Linked DNA regions of Homo sapiens: region 1 is linked to region 2. The links are chromatin loops, found by intact Hi-C in ENCODE. Cell type or tissue: heart right ventricle. All regions are shown on one strand. Each heading gives the region's core, and the rest is flanking DNA. Links, peaks and the distances in the headings are about the cores only.

Evidence for each region. Peaks named below come from ENCODE experiments on the same cell type or tissue, not always from the same donor. Only the 100,000 strongest peaks of a DNase experiment are listed, where the experiment ranks them.
Region 1: it touches region 2 in a loop (2.6-fold over the local background); 2 of 110 quality-filtered maps call a loop at or near these places.

What each region holds. Positions count from the first base shown.
Region 1 is chr3:122,760,072-122,768,416 of GRCh38, reverse strand. The region is part of intron 3 of HSPBAP1 (HSPB1 associated protein 1); the gene reads left to right. Among named protein-coding and RNA genes, the nearest start is that of HSPBAP1, 30 kb to the left of the region's middle. In heart right ventricle, for the core only: no CTCF peak of the experiment used is centred there; no DNase peak of the experiment used is centred there.
Region 2 is chr3:122,388,270-122,396,614 of GRCh38, reverse strand. The region is part of intron 1 of FAM162A (family with sequence similarity 162 member A); the gene reads right to left. Among named protein-coding and RNA genes, the nearest start is that of FAM162A, 8.3 kb to the right of the region's middle. In heart right ventricle, for the core only: CTCF peaks have their summits at 3,324 and 3,532 (motif pointing left); no DNase peak of the experiment used is centred there; H3K27ac peaks cover 2,243 bases.

The DNA of each region.
Region 1 (8,345 bases), core at 219-8,218, 370 kb before region 2:
ATTGTGTATAAAACTTCATTGCCTCCTGACCTCCATATAAGTTCTTGTCCTGTCAGTGAGGCAGATGAAAGCATAAAGCTGATTCTGTGAAGGAGCATTCCTTGGGCTGTGACCAGGCTGCTGCTGCAATTTCTACCTGCTCTAGGGGTTTTGGACAGCTGTTTTCTCTGGCAGTTCATGGCCTGAGGCAGAGAACACTTGGCTCCCAGTATTTGGTAGTGGAAGCCCTGTAGAAGTGTGGGAGTGACTTGCAGAAGTAAAATTATGGAAGTTCTTTGCCGTATGTTGACATAACTGACAACAGAGTTTCCAGACTACCATATCCTCTTTTAAGTGTTTTCTACCTTAAACTGGCAGTTTATTTTGTGAGATAATTTTGCAAACTCCCTGCTCTTGTTGCCATGTGTCTTAGGTGTGGGGCAGGAATGGGAGCCATCCTGGAGGCTGTTTGGAGGACTCTGCCTTGCCCTGACTCAGGCCAAGGCTCCAGAGTCCTTCTTCCTGCCCCTTCTTTGTGGAGAGAAGTATTTCACCATCCCTGCAGGCTGTTCACCCCTTCTCCTCTCTGCCACCACCCACTCTCTGGACTTGGCTTTCATATAGGCTGATAGTTCTTTGGCTCCTCAGTAATTTTCCATTCAGTGTATATTTTTCTTTTTTATGTTGAGTCAAGATGTAAATGCTGATGTTAACATAGTTATTATAATAGATCCTCCCATCTCAGTCTCCCGAGTTGCTGGGAGTATAGGAATGTGCCACTGCGCCTGGCTTAATTTTGCTTTTTTATTTTATAAAAAAGGAAAAATGTGTCACCTTGCCCCATAGTTGTTTTTTTTGTTGTTGTTGTCATTGTTGTTTTGAGATGGAGTCTCACTCTGTCACCCAGGCTGGAATGCAGTGGCGCAATTACGACTCCCTGCAACCTCTGCCTCCTCCCAGGTTCAAGCAATTCTCCTGCCACAGCCATCACCCACCCCCTGACCCCAGTAGCTGGGATTACAGGTGACTGCCGCCATGCCCAGCTAATTTTTGTATTGTTTTGTAGAGACAGGGTTTTACCATGTTGGCCAGGGTGGTCTCAAATTCCCGACTTTAAGTGATCCACCAGCCTCGGCCGCCCAAAGTGCTGGGATTACAGGCGTGAGCCACTGTGCCCGTCCTGTCATAGTTGTTAGTTGAGAATGTATTTTCATTCTCATACCCATGAAAGAAATGCATAGGTTTTAAAAACATTCAGTAAATGACTCTGAATTCAAAGTCAATACCAAATCTACTATTTACTCATTTTTAAATGATAATTTTAAGGTAGATGTTTTTTCTTACAACCTTAATTGTGATCACTTTATGGTTCTTTAATTATGGAACTTACAGGTTTCATAGTTAACTTTAAAAGTGTTTTGTTATGTTTCTCATACCCACGCCCCACCATTCCGTAAATTAGACTAGTACTTTACTCCATATTTCAGGTAAAATATTGCTTAATAGTAACATTGATCATGTACTTACTTTTTGGGGGAATTTTTCTAATGTTTTACACTTATAATCCTCAAAGTAACTCTATGATTTAATAATTGTCCCCATTTTAAGAAAAATGAGACCCAAAGAGGTTAAGTAAACCTTTTCTAAGATTATACAACAAGGAAGGGGTAACCCAAATAGTCTGCCTTCAGAGCTTTAACTACTACAGAGCTTTAATTACTGCTGTGCCTACAGAGCGTGTGCATACATTCGGTCCTGTTGGGACTCTCTGTCCTGAGTGTAGGCTCACTCTGCCTTGGATGAGTGTTTGATCTGACCCCATTAGTAGTTCTGTCCCACCCCAGGCAAGGCAGTACTGTGCAGTATGTGACCTGTCCATTAAGTGCGGATATAAAGGGCAGCCTTTTGGCAATGTGCTGGAATTCTGACTGAGCCCTTATAAAATCTGATATTTTGAGTTGAATGAGTTTTCTGTCAGCTCATATTATGGCAATTAATTCTGCTATGAATAACCAAGTCCATTAAGATTATATCATCTTTTGTCTCAAAATTTTCTGGGCACCAAGTCTTCTTACATCACAGGTACCTGTGTTGGTTTAATTCATTCAGCCACCAAGTCTTATTACTTGCTGTTTCAAGCTTTCTTATATCTGTCATAAAATGGTGGGTAGTTAAACATTAAAATGGGTACATTTTAAAAATGTTTATTGATTTATTTAAAATGACACAACCCACTATACGTTAACATAATAATATTTTTGAGAAAATAACTATATTCAAAAAATGTTTAATGTCATTAGAGGGATAGATTGTTGTACATTTTGGCATGTCTTCTTGATGTCTGGCTGTAAGAAGACAGCTGGATTCTCTGCTTCTCCATTCAAGCTGTTGCAATTTGTTGGTTTGTTTAAAGTATATGAAGAAAATTTTGCCTCACACACATATGAAACTGAAAAAGGGAGGAGTATTTATTAATAACAGCCTTTTCAGATAATTGTGGATTTTTTTATACCACACACACCAAACTTGATGAGGGGTAGTTTCTTAAAGGTTCATTAGTTGCAGTATAAAAATCTGAACCTATAATGAATGAACTCTCTACTCTTATAAAATCCATTGGTCTGTCTTGCACAGAATGGATCTTATGTAATGTTATTCATGGACCATTTGGAAAATATTGACTTACTGAATTAGTAGATCTTCCAAATGTTGACACATTTTCAGTATACTTGATACATTTCATTATTCAAAAAGTCACATTTGTTAATACCACTGTTCTTATCAGAAAAATAGTGTTAGGAAGCTTTCAGGCTCATGTATTTCTTTTTTTTTTTCTTTTTCTCTTTTTTTTTTTTTTGAGACAGAGTCTGACTCTGTCACCCAGGCTGGAGTGCAGTCACATGATCTCAGCTCACTGCAACCTCTGCCTCCTAGGTTCAAGCAATTCTCCTGCCTCAGCCTCCTGAGTAGCTGGGATTACAGGCGTGCACCACCACACCTGGCTAAATTTTGGATTTTTAGTAGAAACGGGGTTTCACCATGTTGGCCAGGCTGGCCTCGAACTCCTGAACTCAAGTGATCCGCCTGCCTCAGCCTCCCAAAGTGCTGGGATTGCAGGCATGAGCCATCATGCCCAGCCAAAAATGCAACTTTTAAAATAATATAATTAACTATAATTACTATCCAAAACTTACGAAGGATAAATATTTCAATCCAAATTTCAAACAGCCCCTTAAATGGACATTATACATTAGCAATTGTCTGAGTCTTTTTTTCCTTAGAAAAATTACCTTAGGTACATAAACAGAAAAGGCTTGATAAACACCTTAATTCTTACATTCCAACTTGTCTCATCAGAAAGCATCACTGGCCATCAGACGCCATTATTCATTACCAAATCACCTGCCTCAATTTCAACATGCTCTCATAGCTATGTTTTAAAGTCCAAGACATGTTACAACTAATCTTCCATCTACTGTATTTTGGGATTCTGTGTCCTGGTGACTTAACGAGGCTCCTGACCTTCAGTAGCCAATTCAAATCACAATATCAAATGGAATCTACCTGAGAAGCATCCTTGGGGCAAAATCCCTTTTGTTACATGTTGATTCTTAATAACTTCAATTATGATGATACTTACGATAATTGCAAAAGGTAAAACTTGTCATTCTTACCTAATGAGTCTGAGAGCAAGAAATTTTGTTTTGTACTGTCACAAATTCCCTACCTTTCTAGGAAAGTAGAGAACAAAATGTTCAAAACAAATGCTTTATTTAGTCAATGATATGATGTATAACTAAAAAATAATAAGATTAATTTTATTTGCTATACACAAAAGTCAGTTAAGTGTCAAAATCATACTTTTAGGCCATCTCAAGGCTACAGGATATTTTCCAATCATATTAGTATGTTTATCAATGTACATATTTTTCATGGATGAATTTAATTTGTGGAAGAAAAGAGTTAATAAGAGGAAACTTCAAGTAGAGGCTATAAGTAAAAACTTAAAAAACTAGTAGAGGGCCAGAGAGATTAAGAATTTCTTACCAAGGCTGACAAATGCTACACTGATTAACTAGAAGCCACAGAAAATTTGACAAAGGTGAAGCTAGGGGTTTAAGTCAAAACATTCTCTGAGGGGTCCTAAAGACCAGAGAAATATCAAAACAAGAAATAGAGTAGGAAAAAATCCACTTATATAATCATTCAAATACCTATTATGTATTCAGCACTATGTTAGCAGTTTGCAGGAATAAAAAATTATAAAACATTGCCCAAAGAGCTTACAATATTGTTAAAGGAACAGAACACAAACGTTCTGTGTTGCTTACCATTTAAATAGTAATCCAAATAAAACATATAGGAAGGAAGGCAAGGGACAGATGGATATGGGGACAAGCGGTTGAGAAGGCTTCATAGCCAAGGCTGAACCTGAGCCAGGCCCTAAAACATAGAACTTTAACAGGCAGAAATTGAAGGGGGCATGAGCAGAGGCCAGGAGGGAAGAGAGAACATAGGTCAGTGGGGAGATTGGACAGGGCCTTGCGTGGAGCAGACAGGCGGCATCAGCCATACTTGGGAGGGTCTTAAATGCTATCCTTATATAATTTTAACTTATAAAATGTTTGTGAACATGATTAAAGTATTTTAATTTTAATCTGGAGTATGATTTAAAATGTATTTTCATAAGAAACTGTTTTAGAATTACTTAGAGGAGGAGTCAGAACAGAAAAAAATAGAGTAATTACAGTTGTGATGTTGTAAACCAGAGTGGCCCATAGACCCCTGGGGGTCCCTGACACCCTTTCAGAGGATCTTTGAGATCAAAATTATTTTCATAATACTTCTAAGATGATACTTGCTTATTTCACAGTGTTGACATTTGCACTGATAATACAAATGCAATGGTGAACAAAACTGCTAGTGTCGAGACAGTGGGACCAAAGTGTACTAATAGTATTGTATTAAAAAAAAACACACACAGCTTTATTGGGGTATAACTGATATGTAATAAACAGCATATATTTAACGTGAACAGTTTGATTAAGTTTTACATATACCTACACCCAAGAAACCATCACCACATTCAAGATGACAGACATTTTGATCATGTCCAGAAGGTTCCCAGTGTCCCTTCCTAACCTGTCTCTCCCTACACCCTCATTCTCAGACACCACTGATCTACTTTCTGTCACTGCAGGTTAGTTTGGCAGTTCTAGAATTTCATAAAAATGGAATCATATAGTAAGTACTCCTTTTTCATGCTAACACTAATCAAAGGAGGAGACAGACATAGTTAACATCAGAACAAGTAAACCCAAGGTAGAGAGGGTATTTCATCACAATAAAAGGTCACTTCACCAAGCTGATATAATAATCCCAGATGTGTATGAACCCAATAACAGTTTCAAAATACATGAACAAAACTGACCAACCTAAAATGAGAAAAACACAAATACACAATTATAGTAGGGGGATTTCAATACCTCTGTCTCTATAATGGGTAAAACAAATATACAGAAAATCAGTAAGGATACAGGAGACTTGAACAATCAACTTGATTTAATTGACATTTATAAAACACTCCACCCAACAACAGAAAACACTATTTCCAAGTGCATATGGAATCTTTATCAAGATTGATTATATTCTGGGCCATAAAACAAGTTTCAATAATTTAAAAGGATTTAACTCATACAAATTATGTTCTCTCACCACAACAGAATTAAATTAAAAATTCATGACAAAAAGATAGCTGAAAAATCCCCAAAAATTTGAAATTAAACATTACACTTCCAAATAATCCATAAGTCAAATAGTAAATCACAAGGAAAATTAGGAAATATTAGGCTAGTCCTTGACTATAAGTCAAGGCTGAAGAGATATGCTAAGCAACAGTCTGCAAGTAAGAGACAGGGAGGCCCAATATTAGCCTTGGTATAATTTAGTTGCTTAAAAAGAAAAGTGCCGTCTGACAGTGCATTAATGGTATGATGTGCGGGTCATGGAATGTTACAATTCCATGGATACAGGTTCTGTGTAGACTGTATCTGGGGTTCAGTTTGGGAGCCAGGCTTTAGGGCTGTTGACAAAGTAAAGGAAATTGAGAGAAGAGCAATTGGAAGGAAAAGTTAATGCTGCTGTGTCTAGGTTAAAAAAAAAAAAAGATAAAGGAGAAGTTGGACAGTTTTCTGATAAAAATAGCAATTTTTGGCAGGAAATAAACTTGTTCTCTTTAGTTATAGAAAGCAGATCTAGGACCCTCCTCTGTAAGCTACCAGGAAGTAGATACTGATTTTGTAGTAAGTGGTCAACTAGCTAGCTACTTGTCGCTCTTTTCAGGGATGGTGTAGAATAGAACTTGCTGAGAATAGATGATTTTTAAAGATTTTTCCAACTCTTGAGGTATGTATGAGTAGACTCCAGAACAGATCACCCCACTGATCACCCTTTTTGGTTTTACAGATGCAGCACTCAAACAGGGCCTCCTGTTTCTAGCAAGACTCAAGACAGATTCCTGGGCCCACATTGACTTCAGACATTTGACTACCCATAAGTGGCTGAACTTAATTGGGAAGAGAATCCCAACTCTCAATGCTGTCTATTTTTACACTGACAATTTTGCTTTTTTTTTTTTTTTTTTGAGACAAGGTCTTGCTCTGTCACTCAGGCACTCAGGCTGGAGTGCTGTGGTGCAAACATAGCTCCCTGAAGCCTTGACCTCCCAAGCTCAAGTGATCCTCCCTTCTCAGCCTCCCAAGTAGCTGGGACCACAGGTGCATGCCACCACGCCCAGCCAATTTGTTAAAAAAAAAAAAAAAACCTTTTTGTAGAGACAGAGCCTCACCAAACATTGCCCACGCTGGTCTTGAACTCCTGGACCCAGGCAGTCCTCCCACCTCAGCCTCCCAGAGTGCTGGGATTACAGGCATGAGCCACTGCACCTGGCTGACAGTTTTGCTTTTTAAGTCATTATTACTGTTAGACAGGAGGCCAGGGAAGTCTCTCCTCAGTTTCTCATACAGTAACCTCACCCTGTAGAAAAACCTTCAGTGATTCTTTCCAAAGCAGGGCTCTAGAACAGGGTTTTTCATGTGGGGTTGGTCTGTCACCTCTTTGAAAGTATATATAAAGTTTCGTGTGTGCTTTTTTCTGAGGAGAAGGGGCTTTGGTATTCATTAGATTCCTGAAGGGATGTATCTATAAGATTAAGAATCACATGACCTATCTCTTCTTAGCTAAGGCAAGTCTCTCTTTTTTCCTTTTTATACTGAATGGCTTTCAGCTACCTTTAGTTAAATTCCTCAGACTGAGGTGTGGTAAATTGTTCAACAAGGACCAGGTTAATTGGAAGCCTCCCCTAAGCTCCCTGGCTGGGTGCAGGGCCCTCCTGCTGTGATCTTAAAGCATTCCCTGCATACTTGTGTCAGAGCGCTTGTTACATCATATTGAAAGGCTCTGTTTATGGGATTATCACTCATTATTAGACTTGAAGGGTTGGCCTGTGTTATATTAATTTTTGTATCCCCAGCACCCAGCATCATACCACGTATATGGTAGGTACTCAAAAATGTCATTGGCCTGAACTATTTTAACCATCATAAGTCAACAGATTCTTCTTTCCCTCCCAAGCAGCCAGTGTGTTCCAAGCTGTAACCCTGAGCCAGGTACTAAATTAGGCATTGAGAAAACAGGGGTAAGCTCCCAGTATGGAGCTTATAGGCTACATGCAGAGAGAACAGGATTTTTGCCACCCACTGGAACTGCCACATGTGAGCCATGTGCATTTACAGTGGTGCTGACCTTGCAAAAATTCCCCCTTCTATGACAGACATTAATTATGTGCACGTATTCAGCCATTTTCATCACTCAAAGCAAAAATGAAAAAAAAAAATGCTCTTTCTAGTCTTCCTCAAAACCATCCATTAAATTTCTCTTTAAAATCCTTTCTCTTTGAATACAGCTGTTAATGTTTTCCCTCTAAAAATAGAAAATTTAGACTGTAGTTACTGATAAAAGGAGTGTCAGCATTGAGAACGATGTTCTGCACATAGAAGTGGGGTGTTTTTTTTTTTGCTTTTATTTTTTAAAACTGAAAGGAAAACCTCATGATTAAAATAAAAATAAGGCAGAGCCATCATGCCTGGTTCACTAGTATGTTTTTTTTCTTTTCTAGCTTATAAATCTGTTTAATCACATGGATTTGGGTTTATGTGTGACCCTATTTTTCTGTGCTGCAAATGCGCCATCGGCTTCTAAAAGTATAGGCTTTTCCCAGTAGTTGACTTGGGCAGGATTTGCTCACAGAACCAGGCATATGGAGAGTCTTAAGTCCAGAGCACTATGCTGTCTCTGTTCTAAAGATC
Region 2 (8,345 bases), core at 143-8,142:
TGGGTGATATAATTCTCCATTTAATCATTTAAGGAATTACAAGACCATTTTCCAAGTGGCTGTAACATTTCACATTTCCATATATGAGGGATCCAATTTCTTCACATCCATACCCACATTTGTTATTCTTTTTGATTATAACTGTCCCAGTAGGTAGGAAGTGGTATCTCATTGTAGTCTTAAGTTACATTTATCTAATGAGTAATAATGAGGATCTTTTCATGTACTAATTGGCCATTTGCATATCTTCTCTGGAGAAACATCTATTTAGGTCCTCTGCCTATTTTTTTTTAAGTAGGGTTATGTCTTTTCATTTTTGAGTTGTAAGAGTTCTTTCCTTATCTGATATGTACTTTGCAAATATAGTCTCCCACTCCATGGGTATCTTTTCACTATCTTGATGATGTCCTTTGAAGTACAAAAAAATTTAATTTGGGTGAGGTCCAGTTTATCCATCTTTTCTTTTATTGCTTGAGCTTTTGGTGCCATATACGATATCACAAAGATTTACTCCTATATTCTAAGAATTTTATAGTTTTAGCTCTAACATTTAGGTCTGTGATCCATTTTGAGTTATACTAGTATACTTTCTGTGAAAAGGATCCAAATTCATTCTTTGGCATGTAAATATCCAGTTCTCCCAGCACCACTTGTTTAAAAGACTGTTCTTTTCCGCACTGAGTTGTTTTAGCGCCATATAGAAAATCAATTGACTGTAAATATGAGAGTATATTTCTGGACTATCAATTCTATTCCACCGATCTAAATGTCTGTCCTTATGCCAGCACCACACTGTCTTAATTATTACAGCTTTGTAGTTAAGTTTTTAATCAGGAAGTATGAGTCATCCAACTTGGCTTTTCTTTTTAAAGATTAGTTTGCCTACTCAGGGTCCCTTAAATTTCTAAATTTCTGTATGAATTTGAGGATCAGCTTGTCAATCTCTACAAAGACCCCAGCTGGGATTTTGTTGGGGATTGTGTTGAATCCATAGATCAATTTGAGGAATTCTTCCATCTTAAAAATATTAAGTCTCTCAAACCATGAACATGGGATGTCTTTCCATTTATTTGGGTCTTCTTTAATTTCTTTCAGTAGTGTTTTTGCAATTTCCAGAGTACGTTTTAAACTTCGTTATTCTTTTTGATGCTATTATAAATGGAATTTTCTTCATGTTTGCATTATTTATTGCCCATTTATCTTGCATACTGCAAAACTGTTCAACATTTAGTCTAACAGGGTATGTGTGTGTGTATTCCTTAGGATTTTCTATATACATGATCATGTTATCTGGGAATATAGTTTTACTTCTTTTGCCACTTATTGTTTTTCCTGCCTAAATTCCCTAACGAGAACCTCCAGTAAGTACAGTGTTGAACAGAAATGTCTGTTGAAAATGGACATCCTTGTCATGTCATGGGGGAAACGCATTCAGCCTTTCACCATTAAGTCCGATGTTAGTTGTGGGTTTTTCATTTAATGCCCTTTATCAGGTTGAGGAAGTTCCTTTCTATTCATAGTTTCTGAGTGTTTTTATAATGAAGAGGAGTTGCATTTTGTCAAATGCTTTTTCTGTGTTTACTGATGTGGTTATGTGTTTTTTTCCTTTATTCTATTAACATGGTGAATGATGTTGAGTCAGGAGTCCTAACCTTACATTTTTAGCATACATCCCACTTGATCAGTCTATAATTTTTCATGTCACTGGATTCATTTTGTAGCAGTTCTTGAGGATTTCTGCATCAATATTCCTAAGGGATATATATGGGTCTATAGTTTTCTTGAGATTTTTTTGGGAGGGGTTTGGTATGAGGATAATGTGGCCTCATCAAATGTATTGGGAAGTGATCCCTCCTCTTTTGTATTTTGGAAGAATTTGTGAAAGATTAATTCTATTTTTTTCTTTAAATGTTTGGTAGAATGCACAATTGAAGCCATCTGGGCCTGGACTTTTTCTTTGCAGGAAGTTTTAAAATCACTAGTTCAATCTCCTGTTACAGGACTTTTCAGATATTTTATTTTTTCTTGACTTAGTTTTGATAATTTTTCTTTTTCTAAAAGTGTGTCCATTTCATCTGGTTTATGTAATTTTTGCCATAGAGTTGTTCATAGTCTCTCCTTGTATCCTTTGTGTGTTTGGCCACAGAGGTCTGTCTGGTTATCTTAGTGGTCAGCTAGTAACTGGAGAGACTAATAAATGCCTTTAAGTTTATTAAGTGTTTGCCTACGGGCTGTGTGTGCATGTTGGGGCATGTCTTCTACCCTCAGGCAGGCAGTCTGCAACACTGCCTTAGCCTTCTGATATAGTTTGGATCTGTACCCCCACCCAAATCTCATGTTGAAATGTAACCCCCAGTGTTGGAGGTGTGGCCTGGTGGGAAGTGAGTGGATCATGGGGGTGGATTTCTCATGAATAGTTTAGCACCATCCTTCTTGGTGCTGTCCTCGTGATAGTGAGTTCTTATGAGATCTGGTCGTTTAAAAGTGTGTGGCACCTCCCTGATCTCTCTTGCTCTTGCTCTGGACATGTGACATGCCAGCTCCCCCTTCGCCTTCCACCATGATTGTAAGTTTCCTAAGGCCTCCCTAGAAACTTGACAAATGCCAGTATCATGTTTCCTGTACAGCCTGAAGAACGATGAACCAATTAAACTGCTTTTCTTTATAAATTACCTAGTCGTAGGTATTTCTTTTTAGCAATGCGAGACTGGCCTAACACACCTTCCATTCGTGCTCGGACAGAGACTAAATGTGAGGTGAGAGCTTAGAGACCTCTCAGGTTTTTCCTGGAAAATGTGTCCAACCTTACACATATTACATTCTAGAAATATGTCAGAGCTTTCCAGATGTCAGGATGGACATCTCATTCCCCAGCTTCTTGTTTGACCCAGCTGTTACCCACTCCATGTTATGTCAAACAAGTGCTGCTGATTATTTTCAACAAATGCACCAGGGAAAACACTGTTTGCAGTGAATAAACTCCAAGTCAGGTGAAAAAAGATAAGCCCTGTGAGTGGGGTTTCCAGCGAACTGTCAGACAAGTCAAATAGTAACAATTCTCTGCAGCTGGAAGTTTTGGAAAACTCTTAAACCCATTCTGCCTTCTTCAGTGCCTGCAAGGCTGCTGGTTTTCAAAGTAACTGTGATTTGTGAGGCTGTTGGTTTTCAAGACTATTGTGAAGCTGAAAGAAGACAGGAATAAAGCAAGTTAAAACTCCACAAAACTTGCTGTCCTACCACGATTTCAGGCTTTTTTTTTTGGATAAATGCTCCTCAGATTGTCACAAATGCCTGGTAATTTTCCAGAGTTCTGGAAAAGTTGCTTCTGCCAACTTCTGGCAGTGTTATCATTGCTTTTGGGTAAAAATGGATTTTCAGAGGTCCTTACTCTTGACACACCAGAAGTTGGAATCTCTATTTGTGGTTACCTGGCACACAGTCTTTTTCATAAAAGGCCTCATTTATTTTGTTTTCTAGGGCTATAAATGCCAGAAAGCTTTGCCTGGATCTGGCAAACACAACATCAGTGCCACCTAGTGGAAAGGAGATAAATTAACTGCTTTTAGCTTGTTTCCTCATTTAAAATGTGGATAATGCAGTGTTTCTTGTACCAAAGTTGATTTGAGGGTTAAATGGAAAAGCAAATATGGGAGCATCTGGTAAGATGCTTGAAACACAGCAGGCTCTCTAACTGTTAAGTTTATTTTTTTTTTGAAATATTATGTAAAACATTAACTTTGATAAAACTTCTAGAACACTTTTCAATTTTACCCCTAATGTGGTCAGGATTTCTGACAAAGTTAATTATGCAGTTATGAGGCCATGGGAAAAGTCTATGAAACTCTTCAATAGATTTTCATAGCACTCAGGATTAAGACACAATTATTAAATCCTGTGATCTTCAAATTTTAGTGTTTTAGTGTTTGGTGTGAATCAGAGGAATGCCTTGTTAAAACACAAATCATGAGGCTGTCTACCTCCAGTTTCTGCATCCACAGTTCTGGAATGGAGGCTGGGAATTCGCATTTCTAACAAGTTCCTAGGTGATGCTGCTATGCTGGTTCTGGACTATACTTTGAGAACCTAGGCTTTTCTCTCCCCTAAGATGTGGTTAAATATACATAACATAAAATTTACCATTTTAATTATTTTAAGTGTACAATTCAGTGGCATTAAGTACATTTACACTGCTGTGCAACTATTACTACTATCCATCTCCAGGACTTTTTCATCTCCCCAGAGAACCACTGGTTTAATGTGACCTACAAGGCCCCATCTCACACAATGCTATCCCATTCCTCCTTTGGCAGGCACTTACAAAAGGAACAAGGTTAACCGGCAGCAAGCTAGAAGGACTCTGCTCTTTAAACAGAAAAAGAATCAATAATTATTTCCTAAGACAGCTGTCCTTTCCCATTCCTCCTAATTATAGAACAAAGGCAGTTTAGGAGAACAGAAGACAAACTGCCTCTCAGCTAGCTCAGTTTGAGAAATAATAAAGCAAAAAATGCTAACATGTATACCTACTATCAGTGACATCGATGTATGTTGGAGTAATTCATTCAACAAAGTACTTCCTATGTGCCAGGCATTGTTTTAGGCAATATATAAAAAAGATAAAAATCTGTGCCAATAGAACTTGCATTCTACTGGGGAGAAAGTTATACATATGTTAGATACTAAGTGCCAGAGAGAAAAAAATAAACAATGGGGACATGAAGTATGTGTTTGGAATGGGCTGTGTATGAAATTTTACATAGAGTAGTTAGGAAGTCCTCTGTGAGAATGTCACTCTTGAAGGGAAGCAAGGGCTAGCTATGCAGCTATCTGGTGGAAGAATATTCCAAACAGAAAGAATTATAAATGCAAAGACCCTAAAAGATTCTAGAGCCCATAAAGAGAAGGCCAGTATGGCCAGAACAGAATGAATAATGGGAAGACAAGTAGAATTTGATGTGAGAGAGGTACTGAGGTAGTTATGGAGGGTAAGGACTTGGAGACATGAGAGGTTCACCTAGATCAGACTGTATCTCCCAACTTTTTCTTACTACAACTTCATATTGTATGCTAATAACTTTTACCTCCCTACAGTATAAATGCTGATTAAAACATACACACATATTATCTTATTATAGATATTAGAATAATAGACTAATGTAAATATATTTTTTTAAAGATGAGGTCTTGCTTTAAAAATATTTTTAAAAATGTTATCACTACATAGTGAAACCCCACCTCTACAAAAAATACAAAAACTAGCTGGGCGCAGTGGCATGTGCCTGTGGTCCCAGCTACTCAGGAGGCTGAGGCAGAAGGGTGGCTTGAGCCCTGGAGGCAGAGGTTGCAGAGAGCTGAGATCATGCCACTGCACTTCAGCCTGGGCGATAATGCCAGACCTTCTCTCAAAAATAAAATAAAATAAAATTTTAAATTTTAAAAAGTTATCGCTAAAAAATGTCTGAAGTATTTGATGTGGTCTTGGTTTTTATTTTGCAATTATAACAACATGAAAGCATAAACAAACTTTAATATCATTACTAAGACCTTCGTTTTCTCTCAAAGAGACAGAATATATTGACCAGACGTCCAAGCCAGAAATTTTCCATCCTCTGGTGGATCACGATTAAAAACATACAAACCAAAAGAAAAACAGCCCTTTAACCCTCTAGCTGGACTTAACAGCTTGTCCCTGGCTGACCAATTCTGTGTCTCCAGGGCCCTAGCAGGAAGTTAAGATGAAGCCTCACAGCTGTCTCTAAGGCTCTGGGTGGCAAACGGCTAATCTTAAGAGTAAAGGTTCTTAACTTTTTTATCTATCGAAATCACCTGGGGGACCCTGTGAAACAGATTACTGGACCCAACTGATACAGTCAGTATGGACAGAACCTGAGAATGTGCACTTCTAACAATTGCCCAGGTAATGGTGAAACTTCTGCTATGGGGGACCCATAATCTGAAAACCAGTGCCTTAGAAATATCATTGCTAGCTGGAGGCTATAGTGGTCAGCCAGGGTGAGGCTGGTTGAAGTACCAGCTTCTCTCCTGGTAGTCCCCTCCTTTCCATAAATATCCTTTCCAACCCCATGATAGACAGTGAGGAAAGGTAGGGATGCTTTTTCTTTCTCAGAATCTTTCAAGGTCCTCTTGGAGAAAACCATAGGTGATGTGACTGGAGATATGACAACTCTCTGGGAATCAGAGAATCAATATTACAACCCACTCCCCAGAGTGTCTATCTGAAACTCTCTAGGCCTTAGCTGTTGACCTGGGCTTTGTGACAGAAACAGACTCCCTATATCCGTTTTCTCATCCTTCCCTGCAGGCTTGAAGAAATACCAGTCTTCCTTTATTCTTAAGTAGTAATCCCTCTGCTGAGGGATGTCGTACCAAACTTATCCTTATTTTCCACTGCCTTTTTCCTGCCAAATGTTATCTCCCCCATCTTTAAAATCAAAACTAAAAAACTTATTTTTTTTTTTAGAGACAAGGTCTCACTTTGTCACCTAGGGTAAAGGGCAGTGGAGAGATCATAGCTCACTGTAACTTTGAACCGGGCTCAAGCGATCCTCCTGTATCATCTTCTGGAGTAGTTGGGACCACAGGCAGATGCCACCATGTCTAGCTAATTAAAAAAATTTGTTTTGTAGAGATCGGGTCTCACTATGTAAAAACCTTTGTACCACCAAGTTGTTACACACCATGTTATGTAAAAAGCTTTTAGTAAAACAAACTTTAAATGATAAAAGTAACACTTGCTCATTACAGAAAATTTGGAAGTTAAAAAAAGATGTGAAGAAAAATAAAAGCACTCATAATCATAGCACTTAGGGATAACAACTTGGTGCATTAATATTTCTTTTCAGACCTTTCCTATACTTACATAAAACATATACATTTTTCATAATCAGATAATACTGTATCTTGCTATGTCACAAATACTTTCCAAGATATTAATACTTTTAATAGCTGTATAAAACCCGACACACAGCTATAATCTGAATGTAGTAATTCCCTACAACTTGATTTCTTTCCAATTTTTCAGTGTTATAAGTAATGTTTCAATGAACAGTTCTCTACATACATCTTTGATGGTATTTCTGATTATTTCCTTAGAATAAAATCCTGGAAGTGAAGGGTAAAAGGGTATGAACCCCTTTAAGTTTCCATCTATCTATCTCATCTATCTATCTATCTATCTATCTATCTATCTATCTATCTATCTATCTATCTATCCATCTATACTACTTTCCAGAAAGGCTGACTACTTCTCCAGTAACTTCTACTAGTAGTTACTGAGAATTCTGTCTTATTACTCTACAATAACACTGAAGGTCCACTATGTTGGACAAAGCATTCACTTGTTCTCAACAGGTACTATTAATAAAATTCTTATTTCCTCTTTTTCATAGCTCAAATGATTGAATAAATGGCATGTATCTACTACTTCACTTCACCACCCACACTTTATTTTGCTACAATGTTTCCTTCTCCAATCATTTTACTAAAATTACTCTACCAACATTAGTGACCTCTTTCTAGTCATATGAATACATTTTTTTTTTTTTTGAGACGGAGTCTTGCTCTGTTGCCCAGGCTGGAGTGCAGTGCTGTGATCTCAGCTCACTGCAAGCTCTGCCTCCCGGCTTCACGCCATTCTCCTGCCTCAGCCTCCTGAGTAGCTGGGACTACAGGCGCCCACCACCACGCCCGGCTAATTTTTTGTGTTTTTAGTAGAGACAGGGTTTCACCGTGTTAGCAAGGATGGTCTCGATCTCCTGACCTCGTGATCCGCCCACCTCGGCCTCCCAAAATGCTGGGATTACAAGCTTGAGCCACCGTGCCCGGTCATGAATACATTTTTTTAGATTCTCATCATTAGCCCTTCTGACTCTACTCTTCCCATTTTTGTGGCCATTTGATTCGACTGATCTCATCTTTCTACAAGGATTCAATGCCTCCTTACATTGTACCACCAAATTCTCTCACTTCATCTCCAACCTCTATGACCAATCTTCTTTAATGTCTTCTTTCCCAGTTCCTATTATTTACACCATGTCACACCTCCAAGGCTTAGTCCTTGCTTCTATTCTGTGCTACTCTCTGGAAGGACTCCTCCATTCTGTTTTAAAAATCAACTCCAGACTAATTGCTCCCATATCTTTATCTCCATAACTTTACTCTTCCTTTGCCCTCAGGTCTTCAACCTCTCACAACCTATAACTCAGTGCCACCTAAACCTACTCAATAATGCACCATCTTCTCTGCCAAACTAACACAAATCTTTGATGGCGTTTCTGATTATTTTTCCAACTTTCTTATTTCTGACAATGAGGCAATACTTCTGT